Linked DNA regions of Homo sapiens: region 1 is linked to region 2. A link is a loop called in an ENCODE intact Hi-C map of the cell type or tissue named here. Cell type or tissue: mammary epithelial cell. All regions are shown on one strand. Each heading gives the region's core, and the rest is flanking DNA. Links, peaks and the distances in the headings are about the cores only. Region 1 overlaps ESR1 (estrogen receptor 1). Region 2 overlaps SYNE1 (spectrin repeat containing nuclear envelope protein 1).

What was found. A loop is a pair of places that touch in the nucleus more often than their neighbours do. Peaks named below come from ENCODE experiments on the same cell type or tissue, not always from the same donor. Only the 100,000 strongest peaks of a DNase experiment are listed, where the experiment ranks them.
Region 1: a loop joins it to region 2, with 14 times the contacts of the local background. A loop is called at or near these places in 3 of 110 quality-filtered maps.

What each region holds. Positions count from the first base shown.
Region 1 is chr6:151,956,253-151,961,640 of GRCh38, forward strand. All of the region lies in intron 4 of ESR1 (estrogen receptor 1), which reads left to right. Among named protein-coding and RNA genes, the nearest start is that of ESR1, 150 kb to the left of the region's middle. In mammary epithelial cell, for the core only: no CTCF peak of the experiment used is centred there; a DNase peak (open chromatin) is centred at 2,269; H3K27ac peaks cover 849 bases.
Region 2 is chr6:152,122,507-152,127,894 of GRCh38, forward strand. It overlaps SYNE1 (spectrin repeat containing nuclear envelope protein 1), which reads right to left. Exons shown (of 146, transcript NM_182961.4): 146 at 1-170. It also overlaps a transcript of ESR1 not described here. Among named protein-coding and RNA genes, the nearest start is that of SYNE1-AS1, 260 kb to the right of the region's middle. In mammary epithelial cell, for the core only: a CTCF peak has its summit at 2,126 (motif pointing left); a DNase peak (open chromatin) is centred at 5,085; H3K27ac peaks cover 573 bases.

The sequences.
Region 1 (5,388 bases), core at 245-5,244, 170 kb before region 2:
TCCTTGGTTGAATGGTAGTTCTGTTTTTAGTTCTTTTAGTTCTGTGTGTGAAAACACACCAGAGAACAAAATTGACCAGATCTCTGCCTTCACAGAACGTTCATTCTACTGTACCAGTTATTTCATGAGGAATATGAATACTGTTATTACTCTCTGCCCATTTCACACATGAAGGAGCAGAAATGGAGCAGAGTTTACTAATTTATCTGTTGCAGATAGTAGCTAATTGTGTGCCAGGTGCTGTTCCAAGCATTTTACCCCTGTTAACTCAGCTGAGTGCTTTTATTTTCCCCATTGTATGCCCAACTTATGGATGACAGCACTGAGGTAGAGAAAGGTTAATAACATAGAATAGTTTAGTATTAGGGAAACAATTTGAATTCTAGGACACTTTTACTGAAACTTAGCATAGGCTAAAGAAGTGATCGTGCATGTTTAAAGAGTTGTATCATTTTATCATTATTTGACTTTCTTTTCCAAAAAAAACAACCCTTCTCCTTTCTCTCTCTTCCATGTGACAAATACATGTCTGTATACATACATATATATGTAAATATAAATATATATAAAAATATATATAAATATAAATAAATATATATATATATATATAAATATATATATATATATAAAATTTTTTTTTTTGAGATGGAGTCTCACTCTGTTGCCCAGGCTGGAGTGCAGTGGCATGATCTCGGCTCACTGTAAGCTCCGCCTCCTGGGTTCATGCCATTCTTCTGCCTCAGCCTCCCGAGTAGCTGGGACTACAGGTGCCCGCCACCACGCCCGGCTAATTTTTTGTATTTTTTAGTAGAGATGGGCTTTCACTGTGTTAGCCAGGATGGTCTCGATCTCCTGACCTCGTGATCCGCCCACCTCGGCCTCCCAAAGTGCTGGGATTACAGGTGTGAACCACCACGTGCGACCCACATGTCTGTATATTACAGCCGTTGAAGGACACAACTTTTGCCATTGGGCGACCCAGTCCCCTAGTAAGTGTTCAAAAATATTCGCTATTATCATTGTTGGTGATTTCGAGGATTTGGATATAATTAATTTGAGCCTAATTTTTTAAGACTATTACATAACTATACAAAAAAATCATGAGAGAGCCTGGAATTTTGCAAAACTAGGATAGAAACCAGTTTCTAAAAAGCATTTTAAACATTCAGCTTGTGTATTTCTTTTCACTTGTATTTTGTGATCTGCCTCCATGCTTTCATGCCTTTCTCTTCAAACAATCTTATTACCACTAACCAAAAACAATTAAAATTTGATTGTTTTGTTTTTACATGTTGTTACAGTTAAGAAAAAAAAATTCTAGGTATTGACCCCTGCCAGTTTTCGGAGTTAATACTAACTAGTGATTTGGGGCTACATTTAAGTGCTTTAAGCTATCCTACAAGCTTAAAGTAGTTATACATGCAAATACTTAAATGAATTAGGTACAAGAATACAGAGGTAAGAAATAGAATCTATTGTAGAATAAATCCTATTTCAGATGTGACTGTTTTAGGATTTGAATCAACCACATATTACAGAAAACCCCAAGATAAAGCCTTGGCATAACCAAGACAAAGTTTATTTTTTTCTCTCACATAAAATTAGTCCAGACTTATTTTACCAGTGGTATGGCAACTCCACAGTCAAAGGGACCCAAGCTCATCTGACCTTCGATTCCCTTATCCTGGGACAGGCTTACATTCTCAAGGTCGACTCCTGGCCTAATGGGGCTACTGGAGCTTCAGCCATCACACTCTGTGCTTCCTGTTATATCTACTGGTCAGAACTTCAGATACATCTGTCTAAAAGGAACGCTGAAAATACAGTCTTTAAGCTGTGCAATTGTACCTGGAATAAATGAGTTCTTTTAATAAAAAGAGTTGAATGGATATTTGGTGGGCAAATAGCAGTCCATGCTACAATAATAAACTTCACAATTTTAGAATTAGATATCTTGTAATGAATATTCTGACGTGGTGTCAACTTATACCATAGATAGATTATAACTTTGAAAAGGAATTAGAACACAATAATAATAAATTCACACTAAGGCTCTTTTGGGGAAAAAAAATCTCTACCATTTATTGAGTGTTTATTATCTTCACAACATCCCTATGAGTTAGGGATTATTTTTGTGGACATTTTACAGATAAAGAAACAGAGGCATTGAGATGATAACTAGCTTGACTAAGGAGTGGCGGAGCTCTGGGCAGTGTGGTTCCTGTGTGCCCATAAGGCCATTGCACAATGCTGCTTCATCATGTAATTCAGAAAGTATTGCAGGATGTGGCAGTTGGTCATCATGAATGTTCATTGTTATCTTGTGGCTTTGTGAAAAATTCTGGTCATTCAAACGATTTGACTGTTGAGATTCTGTGCACATGAGATTGTACTGTGTACATGTTTCTAAAAATGTGTGTTATAGATCAAAATGCACACACTCATTTACCTCTAAGAACAGTTCTTATATTGAAGGGAAATTATCTGTACGTGAGAGAACAACGTGGTTTTGAGTACAAGTGGTGAACAGACATTGAATAGTTGTTTTCAGAAAGCATCACTCCCCTGTACCTCAGAACCCAGCCTCAGTGCTGGTTGCGAGCCAACAGCTTTGATGTCCTGAAGTTTTTGCATCACTTCTCTTTTGCCCCTCTTTGGGATTCAAAGATGATAAGTTTGAAGTGGAGTTCTACCGCTTCCATTGGAAGAGAAAAAGTTTCCGTGTGTGTGTGTGTGTGTGTGCGTGTGTGTGTTTACGGAGAGGAGTTCTATGCATCTGCAGAGGGTGCTGCCATCAACAAGGAGAACAGAGTGGGATGAAGGGTTTGGGAAGCCAGGATGGGCATCTCTGACGAGCTCCAGAACTCTCCACCTAAGTGTGCAAGTGTAAACACTCCCTGATGTGTGAACTGGCCATCTCAAGACTAAGTATTTAGCAGGAAATGCCCCCTATTCAACCCTTGCCTTCTCAGGTGTAGAGGTTGGGTTGTCTCTTCCATCTTTGTTTGAATTATGTCATTAATCAACCTTAGTGAAAGATCACTTAGTCATTTGTGACAGCATAAGTTCTTAATTGTTAGGAATCACTGGTGCGGCACACATCTTTTTCTATCCATGAACAACGTCAAATGCTTATTTTCTCATGAGCTTTTATTTTTTCCTTTTAAAAAAAGTTTCTTAGGATAAACACAGCCTTTTTCCTTGTCTCTCCCTTGCCCTCTCATCTTTTTCTCAATCTTTATATTCCTATATGTCACTGAAGAGTCCCCGTGCCAACGCTGTGCAGTGGGAGGCTCCTACCTCCACCAGCTTTTGAGGAGGTTGTAGTCCTGCAACCTTAGAGGTTCCACAGCCAAGCTGGGGGTCTTTCTGGAGCATGGGTGGTGAATCTGAGATCTATGCACCCAGGAAGCCTGACACATTATTGTGGTGTCTCAATTCTTTTTTTTTTAATTAGAAAAATTGTATCAAATTGCATTTGGTGAGAGCAAAAATAAACTGAAGTTGGTTGAGCTTTGGAAGACTACAAGCCACTGTAATATTTAAGATTTCTTGACCTCCAGAACTAACATTTGTCCTGTCAGAGAAAATAATTACTCCTGTTGAGAATACATGCATTAAAGTAAGATGTTCACTACTCTATATGATCACCAAACATTAAATAATATGTTTTACACATGTATGTACTATGTGTTCAAGTGTTTATAAATCCATGGAGCCAATAGAATGTAAGTTCTATGAGGGCAGAAATTTTAATCCATTTTGTTCCTAGAACAGTTCCTGACACATACTGGTGTTAGGGGTAGGTCTTCAGATTTTATGGATCAAATGGAATCTCCACACTTAAAAAAACTTAGAGAAAAACTGCCTTAATGTGCCCATAGTCTGGTTGGAAATGGCAGCTCCAGGTTCATTGATTGCTTTGTTCATTCGGCACTTTTCACTGGACATGCTATGAGCCCAGCAGTGTTCTGGGTTTTTGGGATACACCAAGCCCTGCCTCCCCGGTGCTTAACATTCTAGTGGGGGAGACAGAAAGAAAGCAAACATGGTGGACAACTTAATTATCTATTTTTGAAAGTTGACAGGAACTGTGGACAAAAGAAAACAAGAGCTGGAGACAGCAGTGCCAGGGCAGGGTGAGGGTCAAGTTAGAGTAAGCCTCATTGAGAGATCTTTTGAGCAACACCTGAAGGAGGAGGTGAGAAAGTTAGCCATGTGGAGGGAGCAGCATTCCAGGCAAGTGGCCCACCAAGTGCAGAGTCCTGACAGCAAGAGCAGTTCTGGAATATTCTAGAAACAGGAAGAAGACCAATGTGACTAGAGCAGAGTGAGGCAGGAGTGAGAGAAAATGTGATCAGGAAAGTAAGGTCCTGTGGCCACTAAGATTTTGGCTTTTATTCTGAAGGAAATGAGGACTCATTGCAGGACTTTGAGAGCATGATCTGACTTGTCACAAGTGTTCTCTTTGTCTACTGGGTTGAGAAGACATCCAAAGGGGGCCAAAGATTGAGGCAGGGAGAGCAGCTAGGACAGGCTCTAGCAATCTAGGTGATAAATGAGGACCGATGGTGGCTCTGACAAGGGTGGTAATGGAGACATGGTGAGGAGTGACCACATTTCAAATATATCTTGAGGTAGAGCTGACAGGATTTTCCCGATGGGCTGGGCGTAGTATGTGAGAGAAAGAATTCAGTTATGGATGATTATTTTGTCCTGAACAATGATAAAAGTTGAGTCAACAACTGATATGGGGAAGTCTACAGGTGGAACAAGTTTTTGAGGAGGAAATCAGTTCAGTGTTGGCTATGTTGAATTTGAGATGTTTTTAGACCATCTGAGTGGAGAAATCTGGAGTTTAGGAGAGAGGCTGGACTTGATATGATGTTATGGGTCCTCAGCATAGAGATGATGAATGAGATTAGCAAAGTAGTGAGTGTAAAAAGGAAAGGGAAGGAGACCAAAGATTGAGCCTTGGGACAGTCAGAAAGAAGAGAGGGAACCCGCAAAGGAGATTGAAATGGAATCCATCTCACTGTGGCATCGTGAAAGACAAATGAAGATGGTATAAGATGAAAAAGTGATCAGCTGTATCAAATGCTGCTATTGGGTCAAGTAGGGTGAGAATTGATAATTTTCCATCTTGTCAAGAGCAGCCGTGATAGAGGGAGGGGGTGGAGATATACTTGGAATGAGTTCATGAAAAAATGGGAGGGAAGGGATTAGAAGCAGCAAGTATAAGCAGCTCTTTCAAAGGAGGGAGATGGGGAATGGCTACTGGGATGCCATCACATAGATAGGAAGGTGGAACCCTGTGCACTGGAGGAGGGAGTGTCCTCACAGAGGAGGACAGGCAGGAAGGTAGAGTGGGCTGCTTTGGGCACATGT
Region 2 (5,388 bases), core at 90-5,089:
CACAGCTGTAGTCTTCCTCTGACATTGGTACAAGGCAGGCAAGCCCGATGAGGAGGAGCAGGAGAAGCTGAAGGGGAAGAGCTGCTCGGAGGACTCTGAACAGGAAGCCGCGGCCGGACCGACCTGGCCCTGGCTCAGAAAGGGAGGAATCGGAGCCACCTTTTGTGGACCTGAGAGAAGAATGGACATAAATTACTCAGATAACTCCAGTGTCGGAGGGACGCTGCTTTTTGCCTCTGCACCTTCCTGGAAGCTAAAGGGCCATGCCAAGCACACCCCAGCCTGGCGATCAGCTGCCAGCCTTCCACAGTGTGCCCAGGTCACCCCCCACCATCAAATGAGGTTGTTGGAAACTGCACTGACAAGAAATAAACATTTAGTCAGTCAACTAAACGTAAGTAATTAGGTTCAAATTCTACTCCTTTTACCCCTTAATGTGGTGAAACATTTTCTATCAACGAAAATAACTGCTCTATACACATTCTACTAGCATGAATTAAGTAGATCCAGAATAATTAAAATGTAGATATTTGATGCAGCATATTTTTGTTTTAAGAATATCATGAACATTGTTAAGCAAAATTAGTTGCTGTCAGAATCATACCAAGTATCCCATCTAGCCATCCTGGATATGCCAAAATCCATGCAGCAAAAATAAAAACAGTCTTTGTCATTTTGCACAGACCCATAAAAGCTTCATTAATCATAGAGCATACCCTGGTTTCATCTTGCACTGAATCAGCATCAGGCCCTGACATTAGCGGGTTCCAAAGCTGTACGAACAAGGAATAGCAGTGGAGTCTGTCTACAGAACACTGGTGTTGTATGATGTAGATGCTAGGCTGATCCTATCACTGACGTCATTACTTTGGAAAATGGACACCATTTTCTGAGGAGGATGGACTGTCATCCTACAGCCCCTTCTACACTCAAAGTGACAAGTTTTTCTATTTCACTTTTATCTTCCTTTTAAACAGTGCATTAGAGATTGAGTACAGGTTTCAGAACTCTTAAGAAGGACTGCCTGGAAAATACAGAATCTGGAAGTAGATTCTGAGTTGGGTGCTACTGTTTTCTTTTTGTGAACAGCCATTACCTTTTTTTGGTTACTAGCAGAAAAGATGAAGAAAGAAATGTTGTTTACGACAGGCATTTGGTGTACACTCAGACCCATACAACATTGAATGAACAAAAATAAAAGATGTAGCCAAAAGAAACACTCCCTCACAACTAGTATAAATTCCTTAAGAGTTTTAATATCACCAAGGATAAGGACATTGTATGTGAGGCTACTGAAATAATATGAGCGTGTGAAAGCTGTATTGGTAACTGTAGGTTTGGTCCAGAAGAAAGCACTATGTTTGTAGCTCACCTATTACCTATTAATTTCTGAAGACAGACTACCCTAATATCGGTGGGGGATGCGGAGTGACACCTAAGAAAATAAATGTTAAAAACAGATAGAATCCCCTTAGAAGGGAACAGAGGGAGTATTCAAAACTCTTTTATTAAACCATCAAAGAAAAATGGGAGAGGGCTGGGCACAGTGGCTCCCGCCTGTAATCCCAGCGCTTTGGGAGGCTGAGGTTGGCGGATCACTTGAGGCCAGGAGTTCAAGCCAGCCTGGCCAACATGGTAAAAATACAAAAATTAGTCAGGCCTGGTGGCGTGTGCCTGTAGTCCCAGTCACTTGGGAGGCTGAGGCAGGAGAATCGCTTGAACCCGGGAGGCGGAGGCTGCAGTGAGCCATGATCGGAACACCACTGCACTCCATCCTGGGCAACAGAGCGAGACTCTATCTCAAAAACAGATATTGGTTCTGCAGAAACCCCAAGAAACAGGCAGCACGCAGTGTTTCTATACACTTCTTGTGGTGTAAGGAAAAATCAAATCACTGGTTTAAATTGGAAGCATGTTCTTTTCTGAAATCCACACAAGTAACGGCAGGGTAATGTAACCTTGAACAACTCACTTCATCTCTAGGTGTCAACCTCTTCACTAACCTCTTCAAATTAGCATAGATGGTCTTCTAACTTTAAAGTTTACTGTTCGATGTTTTTGTCTTCTACTGATTTGTCAGTATAAATAATCTCCCAAGAAGCCACAAGAGCTCAATCACCATCTAGTGGTCAAACTGATTAACTGCCCTTGTGCTAAGACCAATGAGTTATTCCTAATAAGCTGAGGGAAAAAAAAAGTATATTTTGTGAAAATATAGTAGAACATAAAAGAAGTATGTCATATACCTTATTAATGGAAAAGGAAAATAGAAACTTCTTGAGTTACCTGAGCATAAAATATTCATGTTGAGACAGGGCCTTAGAGAGCATCCAGTTCATCTCCTAATTTTGTAGGGGAGTAGCTAAGGACAGTTCATGTTTACTCTTCTAATTGCTAGGCAGCACTCTGAGCATTTATGTTGGGTTCTGTCATTTAATCCCCACAGCAGTCCTCTGCGGTGTGTACTTATTAACTTCATTTTACAGATGATGTGAAAGAAAGCTCAGGGAAGTGAAATAACTGGCTCAAGCTCACACAGCCAGTGGCAGAAGATTTCAACCCTGTGATTTTAACTACCAGAACCTGGAGACTCTAGACAGGCTGAATGACTTGCTTCAGATTCTACAGTTAAAGGAAGAGGCCTAGCAGGGACTCAGGCTTCCAAAATCCCTGCCCACCGCACTCTCTGCTGTGAAATGTTTTGCTGGTTGGTGATAGGAATAATGGTAATGGTAATTCAGGTCGTATTCATTTCACAGGTATCTCACATGTAGAAGCAAAGAAGAGAATCCTGAACTTGCATCCTAAAATATTTGGAAACAAGTGGTTTCCTCGTGTCTAAAGCCTCTGGTCATAAGGCCTCACAGTATCCTGCAGATCATCAAATCCGTGTGTGGACGTGGGGACATTTTGTTTTGAGGCAGTTACATGACCATGGGCAAGTAAATTAGTCTCTCTGGCCTTCAGTTTTCTCATTTGCAATGATTCAATGGTTTGCCTTAAAGTGTCTTAAGAAGGATAGGATAGCTACCCACAAACTTTGGATCAAATTTTCTTCAAAACATCCTTCCCCTGACTTTAAAATATGCCCTGGCAACCAACACTCAACACCTGTAGCTAGATGAGTTATAACAGAGTGACTGAAGAGAGCTCCCACAATTCCTAGTTATTAAATACCTGACTAATTTTCATTAGGAGACATTTAAGAACTTTAGTGATGGGAAGATTTACATATATAATTGATAGTACAATCTGACAGAGCTGAATAGCTCCTGTTTGTCAACTGTTAAATTCTTTGTGCAATTAGGTCAAAGATCAAGATCAAAACAAGGGCTGCCCATTGACCTGTTCACTCCTGAGAAAAATGGCAAACCATTGAATCATAAATCATGACAGCCAAAATAATTTTAGGATATTAATGCACCCCTCATCTTTGCAAATGAGAAAACTGAAGGCCAGAGAGACTAATTTACTTGCCCATTTTTGATAAAAATGTCACCATTTACAGAATGTGGACTCCTATGTTGGAGTCTGTTGAAGGACATGGCACATTTAACAGCATCAGAGCATTTTTTATTAAAATTTAATTTGTGCATGACTTCTAATGCTGAAGAACGCCAAGCTAGGAAGAAGTCATGGGCTGAGATGGGGACAGAGAGAACACACAATATTCAGTGACTGTCCGTGCAGCTGGCTGCCCTTGAAAATATCCGAACTATCCACTGGGAAAATGCCTGTCCCCTTGGGGTAATTACCAGAGTTTCAACATGCCCAAAGCTGCCTCATCTTCAGGGGGAACTTGTTCTAGCGATTTTAGTATCAAGAAGCTAATGGTCCCAGGGAAAGGGTTATTTTTAATATTTAGCTACTGTGCTAAAAATCACCTAAGTTTCTAGAGTCTTGGGAAATTTCATAAGGGAAAGAACAAAGGCAACTTGTTGACTACCCACTGGTCATTCTCCTCTGGTCTTATTACATACATGGATGCCAGTTTAGATTGTGTTTATATAGGAAAAATTAAATGTGTGAGCCTCCTTAAGGAACATCATCAATACAGATATATCAGATAGTTCTGTCCAGCAAAAAACGTGCTTATTTGCTACAAGTAAATTTTTATTTATTTTTCTCACTTCCCTCACTCCTTCAAATTTCCAGGTAAATAGCTGCCCAGGAGTTGCTTCATCTCTGTCCCAAAATACCTAGACAATTGCGGGATAAGGAGAATGGCAGGGAGGGAGTAGTGGCTAAAATCACACCCTTCAAAAGAAAGTGTGTAGGACACACAATTGTGAGAAGTCTGAATGCCATGCACATAGGGTATGACTCACTTTGAAAATTGTTTATAATCAAGGAAATGAAAATGAGTTAATTTCGTGCATGCATCATTTAAAGCCAAATGAGAAGAAACTTCTAATTTATTTTGTTACTTTTCGGCTAACACTGGCAGTATGTAACAGATTTATTTTGCAGAAACATCTAGATTGTCCGTGATCTTGATCCTGCCCTTATGTGTCTTGTCTTTGAAACCCAGTGTTTCCTGGATATATGGTTCAGGAGACAAGTTTCCAGAATCAAGTTAGGACCCAGGTCTTCTTTTTTTCCAAACCAAACATTCTTGCTAATCCTAAACTACCTGAGGCAGCCTGTGGTGGCCTCAGCTCTAAAACCATTGTTTAAAGGCTTCTACCCATCAATGGCCCTTCAGCAGAGTGGTACGGTTAACGGGGTAGGGTCTGGAGTCAGGGGAGACCTGGGTTCAAATCCTACATCTTTACACCTCTAATCCCCAGTGTCCTTGTCTATAAATTGGGAATATAGCCATGTCATGGGATTCTTGTGAGGGTTAAATGAGGTAAAACACATACAATGCTTAGCATGTATACAATTAAGCACTAAATAATTGAAACACATTAAGTACTAAATGAATGTCAGCAGCTTATCACTATTATCTGTATAATGATACCAAGGGTGTGCCGACTCATACCCTTAGGGGTTGGCTGGATTCGGCCTTTTCTCTCGGGAAAACATACCTGATTTATTAATAGTGCTTTCAAGCATGTGATAAATTTCTCAAACTGCCTGTCTTGTTCCCTAGAAACACCAGGAAGGCCTACCTCAAATAGCAACAGAGAAACCTATCGGAGCCTTACCCTACAGCTTTCCTTGGGGCACGGGTGAGCAATCTGCCTTAGAGGGGAGAGGCTCTGTGCTGAGGCTCTTTGAATGCTTTGAATAAATAGATCCCCAGATAATGAAAAGACTTCAAAACAAATTCTACAAGAAACTGAGTAGTGTTTATAGTGAGGCCCTAGTGTACATGCAAAAAACCCCCACTGCCCTTGCTTAAATGTATCTGATTAACTTGAATACATTTTTAAATGAGGGCTT